Linked DNA regions of Homo sapiens: region 1 is linked to region 2. Evidence: chromatin contacts called from ENCODE Hi-C or POLR2A ChIA-PET data. All regions are on one chromosome and are shown on one strand. Each heading gives the region's core, a stretch centred on a gene start or an enhancer-like site at or near the end of the contact. The rest is flanking DNA. Distances are from core to core; before and after follow the strand shown.

Region 1 (6,573 bases), core at 3,830-6,329, 1.0 Mb after region 2:
CCACCAGTACTCATCAAAACATAACAAAGTGTTAAGAAACAGCAGCTGCTATTTTGCTTTTGAGCAAAATTTTCTTTTAACAGTTTGCCAGATGACAGAGGTGGAAACAACTCAAAAAATTGTTACCTTTTTTCGTTTTTGTCTTTTTGTTGTTGTTGAGACAGAGTCTTGCTCTGTCGCCCAGGCTGGAGTGCAGTGGCGCGATCTCAGCTCACTGCAACCTCCAGCTCCCAGGTTCAAGCATTTTCCCTGCCTCAGCCTCCAGAGTAGATGGGATTACAGGTGGGCACCACCACACCTAGCTAATTTTTGTATTTTTAGTAGAGATGGGGTTTCACCATGTTGGCCAGGCTGGTCTCAAACTCCTGACCTCGGGTGATCCGCCCGTCTTGGCCTCCCAAAGTGCTGGGATTACAGGCGTGAGCCACTGCACCGAGCCTGTTTTGTTTTTTTTAGTGCAAATTAACAAACTGATTCTAAAGTTTATATAGAAATGCTAAGGATTTAGGATTGCCAAAACAATTTTGAAAAAGAATAAAATTGGAATACTTGTATTTTTTTAAGATTTTTTTCCTAAAGGTACAGTAATCAGGATGGTATGGTATCAGCATAGAGACAAATAGATCAACAGAGCAGAACAGAAAGTCCAGAAATATGAGGTTGAATTTCTTAAAGAAAAAAAAGTCCAGAAATAGATCTAGATACATACAATAGCTGATTTTTTATAAATTACTAAGGTAATTCTGCATCTAGCTAAGCTGAAAATTAGGCCGAGGATCTGTTTGTAACAGTGACAGTAATGTAAAGGAGACCAATTGTGCAGACTCGGCAGGTCCCCTGAGTCAAAGTCGTGGCTCATACAGGGAGAGGGTGGGATCCTGAGACCTGTTCTCTGTCACAGTGTAGTCCGCAGGAACTTTACCCAACCATCATGATGGTCCATATATTGATGACAAATGCTAGTAGTACCCAGTGAGCAGCAAGTGACAAGGGTCATAAATATCCTAGTAAGACTTCTTACTAAGGCAGTACAGAAACCTGAAGATATGGGCACTTATCAAATGGATGAAGTTTTGGTGGGGCCCAGTGGTTTGGGGACATCACCCAAAGGTAAAAGAAAGTTGTTCCACCTTGCACCCTCTAATCCCAAAAAAATTGGTACAGGTCCTGGTGGGCCCCTTTGGATTTGGGAGGTAGCATATTCTGCACCTGAGAAAACTGTTCCAACACATGTATTAGGTGACCTAAAAAGCTTCCACTTTTTATTTATTACTATTTTTTTTTCTTGACACGGAGTCTTGCTCTGTAGCCCAGGCTGGAGTACAGTGCCGTGATCTCGGCTCACTGCAACCTCTGCTTTCTGGATTCAAGCAATTCTCCTGCCTCAGCCTCCCTAGTAGCTGGGATTACAGGCGCCCGCCACCATGCCCAGCATTTTTGTATTTTAGTAGTGGAGGGGTTTCACCATGTTAGCCAGGCTGATCTTGAACTCCTGACCTCAAGCAATCCACCCACCTCCGCCTCCCAAAGTGCTGGGATTACAGACGTGAGCCACCATGCCTGGCCAGCTTCCACTTTTTATTGGGGCAAGAGAGCACTCTATAGTAAATCCAAGCAACAGTGCAAGCTTACTTGCAAATTCAGTGGTTCCAGAAATATCCTTGATGGATACAGGTGCTGTATGGAGTTGCTGGCAAACCCCAATAAGAGTGTGCATTCGTGTGCTAGGGCTCCTATAACAAAGTACCACAAACTGGGTGGCTTAAACAACAGAAATCTGTTGGTTCACAGTCTGGAGGCTAGAAGTCAGAAATTAAGGTGTGGTTCCTATTGAGGCTGTGAGAAGGAATCTGTCCATGCCTCTCTCCTAGTTTCTGGGGATTTGCTGGATATATTTTGCATTCCTTGGCATCGTAAGAAGCATTTTCCCAGTCTTTACCCTCATCTTCATTTGGCATTCTCCCTGTGTACTATCTCTAAACTTCCCTTTTTTATAAGGATACCAGTCATTAGATGAGGGACCCACCCTAATCCACTATGACCTCATCTTGAAGTAATTACATCTGCAATGCCTCTATTGCCAAATAATTTCACATTCTGAGGTATTAGGGGCTAGAACTTCAACCTGTTAATTGGGGATGAGGTGGAGGTACAATTCAACCCATCATAAAGAGTCACAGCACAAATACCTAAGATTCTGGAGCAAGGTCATGCCTTCTAAGGCAAAAAAACAAAACCCACGTTTCCAAACTCCCAGGTCAGTTACCTCTGCTCTACTGCCACCTCTCCCATAAACTTACTCCTATGGCCTTATAAAAGTTCCCTACAACTAACTGATGGAGACAGAAGAGCCTTGGCCTCTGCACAGATTGGGGATTGGGTCAGTTCAGCATGTTGGCATCTTCCAGAAACAGACTGTTCTTCATTACAGCCCCACTCGCGTTGCCCTGAAGCATACTGGTGAAGAAAAATTATCTCAGTGAGCAATGGTACATTTGGTCACCCATGCCATATTTTGGAGGAGGTAGCCTAAGGTAGGGATATGCATTGACTCCTAGGCAGTGATGAATGGCTTGGCTTGTTGGTTAGGGACCATCTTATTGTTTATGCAATAGGCTTATGAACAGAGACCATGGTAGCAGGGATAGAGGCTGTGCGTGGTCCCAACAATATGGGCTACCTCTTATTTTTCTTTTTTTTTTTTTTTTTTTTTTGAGACGGAGTCTCGCCCTGTTGCCCAGGCTGGAGTGCAGTGGTGTGATCTCAGCTCACTGCAGCCTCCACCTCCCAGGTTCAAGCAATTCTCCTGCCTCAGCCTCCCGAGTAGCTGGGACTACAGGCACACACCACCGTACCCAGGTAATTTCTGTATTTTTAGTTGAGACGGTGTTTCACCATGTTGCTCAGGCTGGTCTCGAACTCCTGAACTTGTGATCCACCCACCTCAGCCTCCCAAAGTGCTGACATTACAGGTGTGAGCCACCGTGCCCGGCCAATATGGTCTACCTCTTACCAAGGCTGATGTAACTCTCACCATGGTGGAGTGTCCAGCCTGCCAGCATTAGAGACCAACACTGAGTCTTAGAGATACCAGCTACCACCAGGTTGAGTGCATCAGATCCCTTTTACCTTGGAATGGGCATCAATTTGTTCTTACCAGAATTGATATATGCTCTAAATGAGCTTGTCTTCCCCAACTACTTTGCCTCCAGCAGCACCACCATCTGAGAGCTTACAGGGTGCCTTATCCATTGACATACCTGAAACTAAGGAACCCACCGATAGCCAAGGAGGTGTGACAGTGAACTCGAAGCTACAAAATTCATGGTGCATACTCATCATCCAGAAGCAGCTAGCCAGATAGGGTTTTGGAATGGCCTGTTGAAGACTGGGCTAAATTGCGATTAAGATGTAATGCCTTGCAAAGTTGGGAGCAGTTCTTCAGAATATGGTATATGCGCTGAAATGCATTGGGCCAAAATGGATATATAGTATTGTGTCTCCAGTAGGACTATGTGCATACAGGAGTAGCCTCTATTACTATCACACCCAGCCACTCACCTGTAGAATTTGTGCCTCCTCGCTCCGAAATCTGGAGCCAGCTGGGTTATGATCCTCATTTCCAGGAAGAACATTTCCTCTAGGAAACATTAAATCGTGCCACTGAACTGAAAACAGAATACCACCAGGCCACTTTGAGTTTCTTGTGCCAGTAGGTCCGTAGGCAAAGAAAGGAGTCGTTATAGAGATGCCTACAATTCCTGCCACACACACAACATAAATACAAAATCATATACCCAGTCAACTGCATTCAGTAATCTGCCTTCCTGGACCCTTTAGGCACTTCAGTGTAGGAATGGGGACGGGTGGGGAGGAGAGACTTTAGACAAAGAAGAAAAATACAGTGTGTAGCAATGTAATGACTCTTAGCGATGACTTGGAACCCTGGAAGGAAATATGAGGATGTATCTGGAGGAATAAGTTGAGACTATGATGTCATCACGGAGGACTGTAGGTTAGAAAGCCAGCCAGTGATAAAGGAGCAAAGATTGGATTTGACGGTGCCCTAGGAGGAAAAAAAAAAAAAAAAAAATATATATATATATATATATATATATATATGTGTGTGTATATATATATATGTGTGTGTATATATATATACATGTATATATATGTGTATATATATGTGTGTGTATATATATGTGTGTATATATATATATGGAGCAAAGATGCACTTAAGTGGATTATTGAGAAGACTCGTGGGTAGGTAGAAAATGGCAACCATAGCAAGATCAAACCCCCTAAGGAATGGAGCATTAGTGAGGGTCTAGAAGGTAATTCGGGATACCACGTAATCATAGGCTCTGTATCAGGTAGCCGTTCCTTTTGTAGGCTTTTATCTTATTGGGCTGTACCACAGACTTGCCCAGAACTTTTAGAGTCATGCCCCAGCCATTCAAGGTCTCAGTTACTGTTTTATAAAAGGTGAAGTTATTCTTGATCTAATCATAGAAGCCCTAATTATTACAATAACACTTGGACAGCAAAAACGCCTCAAATTCAACTTATTTCACCGTTGCTAATCTGAAAACTCCCTGGAAACATAAGGCAAACTCAGAATTTTATAACTATCTAGTGTTGGAAAGAACGTCTGTTGCCTATAGATCAAGTATTTGAAAATACTGCCCATTCAACTGGCAATACGTACATAATCAGCGTCTCAAGAGACAATCCCTTCGATTTGTGAAACCATTTATTCTTGATCTTCCTGTCTCCACCCTCGTTTCATTCAGCTCCTCTGCCACAGACAATCACTATTTTTATTGTAACTATTACAATTATTGTCATCAAGAAAAATAGAAGGAACATATAAATATCTGAGCAGGGCGGTATAAAGGGAAATTCATCCCTTTTTCCCCGCCCTGTGCACCTCCTCGGAGCGGACAAGCTGAGGAGCAAGATCCCCAAACCCGAGATTAGAGCCCTACACAGGGATGCAAAGTCCTCCCGCGATCCTAGAGAGGACCCCGAAGCGGAGCGCAGCTCCGGAAGGCGGGTGTGACGCACTTCCGGCTTTTGTGACGCTTTCCCTGGGCTCTGAAGGCCAGGGGGCTTGGATGTGAGTCTAGTGCTCCTGGTCCCCAAAGTCACAACCCCTTCTATCCCAGCATCCCAGACTTCTCCGGGCGGGGACAGAGTTGGACGTGCATGGCTGTGTCCTGCAATCCCCTCGCCACGACCGCCCGGGACGGAGTGGAAGCGGGTCCGTGCCCCCGTTCCTCGCGCCAGCCTCGGCGGTGGCAAGCGCTGTCCCCCAGCAGAGGTGTCCCTGGATACAGGTGGGAAGGGAACGAAGTTTTGGTTTCCGGATTGGAGACACCCCTGGGACTGGAGAGAGGCGGTCTGCGTGTCCCTTCTGGACCCCCAGTCCTGGTGTTTTACCCCAAAGACGCGCGGACAAAATGACCCCAGTCAGATATCTGTGCTCCCCAGTTGTGCCCACTGGTTTTTCTTGTGGTGGGGGCTTTTCTGGTTTCCTGGGTACCCCGAGTTGTAAAATTCTGGCGATCTTACACGATACCAAGTGCCATTGGCCTTATAATTTGTTTTATTCGGATGGGCTCGTTAAGCCAGTGTCCGCGGATGATATGTTCACCCTCAAACCCAGTACCATTATGGTGGTGATTAGAGTGAAGGCCGGGCGCAGTGGCTCACGCCCATAATCCCAGCACTTTGGGAAGCCTAGGCAGGCGAATCGTTTGAGGCCAGGAGTTCTGAGATCAGCCTTGCCAACCTAGAGAAACCCTGTCTCTACTAGAAATACAGAAAATTAGACGTGGCGGCACACGCCTGTAATCCCAGCTGCTTGGGAGGCTGAGGCAGGGGAATCGCTTGAACCCGGGAGGCGGAGGTTGCAGTGAGCCAGGATCGCGTCACTGCACTCCAGCCTGGGAGACAGAGAGAGAGAGTGAGACTCTGTCTCAAAAACAAAAAAAGAGAATGTTTGAAGCCTACTGAATAAAGAAGTGATTTGGATATAATAGGAAAAGCTCATTTACACTTCACCCTTTCCTTTCAAGACTTTAGGAAGGGGTCTTTTTGTTTCTTTGGTTGGTTTTTTTGTTTTTGAGACAGAGTCGCCCAGGCTGGAGTGCAGTGGTGCGATCTCGGCTCACTGCAACCTCCAGCGCCCGAGTTCAAGCTTCTCCTGCCTCAGCTTCCTGAGTAGCTGGAATTACAGGCGCCTGCCACCATGCCCGGCTAATTTTTGTACTTTTAGTAGAGACGGGGTTTCGCCATGTTGGCCAGGCTGGGAAAATGAACTCCTGACCTCAGGTGATCCGCCCGCCTCGGCCTCCCAAAGTGCTGCAATTACAGGGGTCAGCCACCACGCCCTGCCAGGAAGGGTTTTAAATGAGCAATTTCGGACATGGGGGGTTTTCAGTTGTGGGAGGTATCTATGCTTGACATCGAGGGATAAAGGAGAGAAGGGAATTTGTGGACGGTGCAGCGGACCATTGGGGACTGGTACCAGTTCTGCCATTGATGTTCTTGGATGAAACACATAGACCC
Region 2 (6,114 bases), core at 1,265-3,764:
AAAACAAACAAAAAAGAAGACTGCTTTTGCTTTCCTGAGGGACAGTAACATCATTGCATGTATAAAGGACAACCTATTAAGGTGGGAGAAAGGGATGGATTTCCTCTGAAAGCTTAGGATTTCTCCCAGGGTCTCTGATATTAGCTTTGTCTTATGTGGGGTGACATTTATCAGGAGAAACAGCAGGGGTCAGGGTTGTGTCTGTCCCACTCAGGCCAGATCTACACCAATAAATCCAAGGAGTGGCTGGCTCTTGCAGGGGCTCAAAGGAGTCCCATCCTGCCAGACCACCAGCCCTCACCACACAGTGTCACAGATCCGTTCATTGACTGCACCAGACTGACCACCCAAATTCCCTTATGTATGGTGCCTAGCCATGGCTAGGCTGGGATGCCTGAGATGGAATTTTAATTCTTCAGCAACTACTCAGGAATATCAACCTCTGAGATGTGAACTAAGGAGAAAGCAACTTCAGTGACTTATTTCTGGGCAACCTACCACATAGGGAGGGGACTGCATTAGGGACTCATGCCACTTAGAAAGGAAGATCTCCAAGTAGACAGAAAGGTATTTTCCATTCCTCTTGCATTTGGGTCCCCTTTATCCACTCCATTTCACCCCAGGAGGCAAACGAGAGGTTGTGAATAGAAAAAGTCCACTGTGGGCCAGGCTTTGTGGCTCACGCTTATAATCCCAGCACTTCGGGAGGCCGAGGTGGGAGCATTGCTTGAGCCCAGGAGTTTGAGATCAGCCTGGGCAACATAGTAGGACCCTGTCTCTACAAAAAATACAATTAGCTGGCATGGTGGTGCGTGCTTGTAGTCCCAGTTACTCGGGAGGCTGAGGTGGGAGGTTGAGGCTGCAGTGAGCTGCGATCAAGCCACTGCACTCCAGCCTGGGCAACAGAGCGACTCTGTCTCAAAAGAAAGAAAAAGTCCACTGTGGGCCGGGTGCGGTGGCTCACGCCTGTGATCCCAGTACTTTGGGAGGCAGAGGCAGGATCGCTTGAGGTCAAAAGTTTGAGACCAGCCTGGGCAACATAGCAAAACCCCATCTCTACAAAAATTGAAAATAAATTAGCCAGGTGCAGTGGTGCCGCCCGTGGTCCCAGCTACTTGGGAGGCTGAGGCAGGAGGATCACTTGAGCCCAGGCATTCAAGGCTGCAGTGAGCCATGACTGCACCACTGCACTCCAGCCTGGGCGACAGAATCAGACCTTCTTAAAAAAAAAAAAAAAAAGGCCGGGCGCGGTGGCTCACGCCTGTAATGCCAGCACTTTGGGAGGCCGAGGAGGGCATATTGCCTGAGCTCCTGAGTTTGCGACCAGCCTGGGCAACACGGTGAAACCCCGTCTCTACTAAAATACAAAAAATTAGCCGGGTGTGGTGGCGGGCGCCTGTAGTCCCAGCTACTCGGGAGGCTGAGGCAGGAGAATTGCTTGAACCCGGACAGTGGAGGTTGCTGTGAGCCGAGATCGCGCCACTGCACTCCAGCCTGGGCGACTGAGCGAGACTCCATCTCAAAAAATAAAAAAATAAAAAGAGGAAGGGAACGGAAGGGAGAGGGAGGGAGGGAGGAAGAGAGGAAGGGAGTGAAAACATCCACTGTGAAAACTGAGGGAGCGGGAAAGGGCTGTGCGTGGAGGATCCAGAGACCTGGTTTCTAGAGCAAGCCAGCTGTCAGGAACTTGCTGTTCGCTCTTGCTAACGCATCAACTTCCCTCTGCCTCAGTTTCTGCATTCGTAGCACCAAGGGCGTGTTCTAGGCGGTGAGATCCTTTCTAAGCCTCTAAAACCCCGTGGTCTGGTCCCCTCTCCATTCCTGTCCAGGGGAGCTCCTCGGGTGAGACGGCAGACCGTGCAACGCTGCACCTACACCCTCCCTCCTCGAGCTGGGCATCTCCAGGCTCTGGGAAGCCCCCCGCCCGCCCCCAGCCCGGGGGTCCCGAGACCCCTGCCAGAGGCTTCACAGTCGGAGGTCCCCCCGCTGCCCCTTCAGCTGCGACAACCGCCAGTGCACTGGCCTCAAGCAGTCGCCCGAATCCCCTCAAGCCCTGGACGCCGGCTAGCCCCCTAACACGTCCAGCTCGCACTCGCCACTGCAGCGGCGAACTGCGTTCCCGGCCGGCCAGGGGCTCCGCGTTCATTCTTAACCTCAGTCTTAAAGTTCTAGCTCACCCGCCTCCTCCTTAGCAAAGGGACCGCCTTCTCGCCCATGCTATTGGTAGGTAGAGCCGTCCCTCAGAGAAGAGGCAGGTCCAGATTCCCTTCGGAGGCTCTAATTGGCCTTCTTGACAGTCACTCGCCTGTATCTGGCTTACGATTGGTCTTTGGGGGACGAGGACTAGGCACCCCCTGCTTGCGGTCCCTCGGCCCGTTTTCCTGCTAGTGGAGTGCCGGTGTCCCCTCCTCTTGGTTGGACCTGATTGGCTCCACCTCCCGATCTGAGCATTGTGATTGGGTGCAGCTGCGCTGGGCGGGACGGCCTGGAGCGTCGGCCGTTGGCGAGCGCTCTATCCTTGTTCCCCTCCCTTCTCTCGTCAGACTCCGGCGCCGGAGCTCCACCCCCACTGACGGGTTCTGATTGGCCGCTTCTGACGCGTCTCGGGGCCACGATTGGTCCGTCCGGTCCCGGACACCGCTCCCTCCCCCTTGAGGCAACTACGGCGGCTCCAAGGAGGGGGTGGGGGAAGGAGGGACGGCCGGTCCCGTCAGTCAGGCAGCGGGAGCCGCCGGGAGCGGATGGCGGCGGCCGTAGCGGCTCCACTCGCCGCCGGGGGTGAGGAGGCGGCAGCCACGACCTCCGTGCCCGGGTCTCCAGGTCTGCCGGGGAGACGCAGTGCAGAGCGGGCCCTAGAGGAGGCCGTGGCCACCGGGACCCTGAACCTGTCTAACCGGCGCTTGAAGCACTTCCCCCGGGGCGCGGCCCGTAGCTACGACCTGTCAGACATCACCCAGGCTGGTGAGTGCAGCCGGGCCCCGGGCCCAACCGGGTCCCTCATTTGCATAGCCCCACCCCGGGCCCCGCCCGGCCCGGGAGTCGGGCCCGCCCCTTCACCTGGCGGCCAGGGTTGCTGCCCCTCCTGATTGCCCTAAACCTGCAGCCATCCTCTCCCATCTTTGAGAACCCCCTAGACAATGAACGTGCTTCTCGTTTGCACAGAACGCCCTGCGCCTCCGAGCGTTGGGAGAGATTCCTCCTTTCTCTTTATTTGCATATCTGCGCACCTGTAGGATGGTCCCGCCCCTCACCTGGTTGGCTTATTTACATGATCTCTTAACCTCAGCTCCAATCGGTCTATGAAGCAGTCCCCACGAGCTCCTCTAATAACTGCTTTCTCTCCCTCTTCATCTACACCTCTTAACCCCCGTCCCACCGAGATCCGAGCAGCCCCGGGCACCCCCTTCCCAGTGACTGGCCCCTAAGCCCGAGGTTTCTGCTTTCTGTGCCGCAACCCCGCCCCCTAAGGTCCTGGCCCTCTCCACTGTCCACGCAGCTCTCCAGCCTATGGGAAAGAAACAAATCTCTACCTCCCCTCACTCTTTTCTCCCTGAGCTCTTCCGCCTATTATCCCCAACCGGCTTATCTGAGATTCCTCCTCCTCCTTCCTAAGCCTGTGAGGTCACTGTGGAGCCTGTGACCTCATAGGGATCTTAGAATTCCCATTTCAGTTTCTGCTTTCCCCCGGGGGAGGGACTTGAGGCCGTTGCTGGAGGGAAGGAAATCTTATCTCCTAGCTGGGAGTGCTGGCCAGCTAGAGACTGTCCTTCCACGCCTCCACCCGCAGGATCTGTCCAACCATGCACCCTCCACCCTGGTGTCTGTGGATGGTAGGGGGTGGGGGACTTAACTGTGACAGGTGAGTCAAGCCTCAGCTACTCAGGAGGCAGCCTATGACCTTGGGCCGGCAGCTGGGGGTGGGGATCAGGATCAGGGAGGAGGACTGCATTCCCGAAGCCTCACCCCAGCCCAGGCCTCTTCCTCCTCTCATCTGCACGGTGGGGGACCAGAGCTGGAGGATAGTGCTTACTTCTCCCTAAGCAGGTGCCTGCTCACCTGGGAACACTCAGGCCGGCACTGGCACACATCCTCTTCCCTCTTCTGGGGAGAACCAGTCGAAACCTCCCCACTGATCTCGCCTGCTCTGCAACACTTGAGATGGGGAATGAGTGAGCTCCAGGAGCCATTCCTGCCCCTTACAGCCCTGTTCCCTCCCACCCCCACCTAACCCCACACTCCAGATTGACCTCAGCAGCTGTGTGACACTCACTGTCTGTTCCCTTCCCCTCCCCCTTGGTTGTTTTTTGACAAAGACCAAATGTTATTCTTTACTTCCTTAGGCTGTCTCTCCCTGTGTGGACTCTTGGGGAAAACTACCCGGAGCTCCCCGGCCCCTCCCAGCTCCCGCCCCCGGCCCCCTCCTCCCCCAGCATTCCGGCTCAGGGTGCAGCCGTGCTCCTGTGAGCTTGGGGGGGGGTCGGAAATCCCAGCTTCCCAAGAACCCTCCTCTGCCCCACTCTCTACACAGGGCCCAGGTTCTAGGCCAAGTGGGGTCCCTCTTGTCCAGAATTCTCTCCTCTGTCCCCTCTCCGCAAGCAGGGACAGAAAGGGGAAGTGACAAAAACATACAGTTGCCCATACCCTGCCCTCCATCTCTCCTCGCCCTCCAAGCAGACGAAAAGCATCAGTGCCTTGCTGCCCGGACTGCCTTGAGCCTTCCCCTCCCGTCTCCCATCTCTTTCTGAGTGTCTTCGCTGCGTGTCGCCTAGTCTTGGGTCCCTGATCTCCCTTGGACTAGGCTCCCTGGGGTGATAGTAGGAAGAATCCTGAGGTGGCGGGGAGGGGCCATCTTGCAAAGGAGAAGTGCAGCTCATTCTCTCCCAGACCACATCCTGTGCCCCCAGTGCCCTGCCTCCTGCCTGAGCTCCCTTCCGCTCCTAGCTTTTGTCCCCGCCACCGCCTACCCCATCAGAACTCTGAGAACTCGGTCTCCACCCCCTTCGTCCACATGCACACACACAAACACATTTGCAGAGAAAGCGGGCAGGTGGAGGCGAGGCTGGGAGGGGCAAATGCCATCCCCCCACCCTCTCCAGAACGGTCATCTCTGAGGCCAGGGCTTCTGTCTGTGCACCAGGGCTGGGCAGAGAGGAAGAGAAAGGGGTCCCGGGGCATCAGGCTGTCATCCACCCTGGTAAACACGGGGCCTACCAGAGCCAGAACCTGACAGATTGTTTCTACTTCATTTCCTGTCACAAGACTCATTTCCTTGGGGGATATACCCGGCTTCTCTCCTCTGCTTGCTTTTGCTGGCCTGCCCTTCCCTGAGAAGGGCCCTTGGAGAAGCTCACCAGGTCTGTGGCCTGGGACTCCGCCTCGCGGGCCCTGGGCCCCTCCCAGGACAGGCTGGGCCGAGGAAACAGAAAGGCAGGCTTCTCCAGGTCTAAGCCGTTAGTGGGTCCGTGCTACAGGGAATCCCAAGGCTGCCAGCCTCCGCATAGCAAGGCAGTGCTCCAGATAAGAGGGCGATTGTAGACCCCAGGCCCTCCCACACTCTCCACCCTCGCCGTGCCTGAGATGCTCACACAGTTGCTGATCTCTTGAAGTCTGTGTCAGTAAGAGAGGAAGCAGAGCCGGGCTGCTAGGGCTAGCAGAGGGTAGGAAGGATGCCTGCCCTGGGCCAGAGAAGCCCAGATGGGAGGGACCTGGGAACTCCAGCTCCCATCTCCAACCAGGTCTTCTTGCCCTTCCCTCCCAGCCCTTGGGAATCAGTAACTTTATGATTCTTTGGACCTGGCTTGCTGGTCCTTGGGGCTGGCGAAAAACTCGTCCGGTGTCGGGGACTTTATCTCTAGAACCAAGATAGAGTGACCTGTGGTTTTTCCCGTGTTGAAAACACACTGGAGTAGGGAAGAAGGGCCCCGAGGAGGGATGGGCACTCCCTGTGGTTTGCCCCAGGGGTTTCCCATCTTCCCTCCGGGAGCCCCCCAGCCCCTCGCCTTACTGTTTTCCCATGAGCACTGACCCCTCCTCTCACCTTCGGTCCTCCGCCTCACCTGGCATCTCTGAACAGGAACCACAGGAGTTAGAGATTCCAGCTGCTCTCCAGGATAG

Evidence for each region. A loop is a pair of places that touch in the nucleus more often than their neighbours do. ChIA-PET counts read pairs that join two places held with the same protein, here RNA polymerase II (POLR2A). Pooled maps may share reads with other maps.
Region 1: a pooled map shows a loop between it and region 2 (9-fold over the local background). The contact joins the promoter of FAM200A here to the promoter of FBXO24 in region 2. A Hi-C loop is called at or near these places in 5 of 50 pooled maps. POLR2A ChIA-PET finds 5 or more read pairs at or near these places in 2 of 52 experiments (CD4-positive, alpha-beta T cell and OCI-LY7).

The regions. Positions count from the first base shown.
Region 1 is chr7:99,550,620-99,557,192 of GRCh38, reverse strand. It overlaps FAM200A (family with sequence similarity 200 member A), which reads left to right and starts at 5,079. Exons shown (of 2, transcript NM_145111.4): 1 at 5,079-5,339. LOC105375422 (a long non-coding RNA gene) reads right to left here and starts at 5,028. Exons shown (of 3, transcript XR_927801.4): 1 at 4,709-5,028; 2 at 3,562-3,668; 3 at 1,236-2,457. RefSeq lists an enhancer at 5,333-5,522.
Region 2 is chr7:100,582,728-100,588,841 of GRCh38, reverse strand. It overlaps FBXO24 (F-box protein 24), which reads right to left and starts at 2,514. Exons shown (of 10, transcript NM_033506.3): 1 at 2,178-2,514. The coding sequence starts at 2,216. It overlaps LRCH4 (leucine rich repeats and calponin homology domain containing 4), which reads left to right and starts at 2,713. Exons shown (of 18, transcript NM_002319.5): 1 at 2,713-2,961. The coding sequence starts at 2,742. RefSeq lists silencers at 1,836-1,955, 2,716-3,145, 3,186-3,235 and enhancers at 3,377-3,890, 3,891-4,404, 4,670-4,829, 4,802-5,096, 4,550-5,238.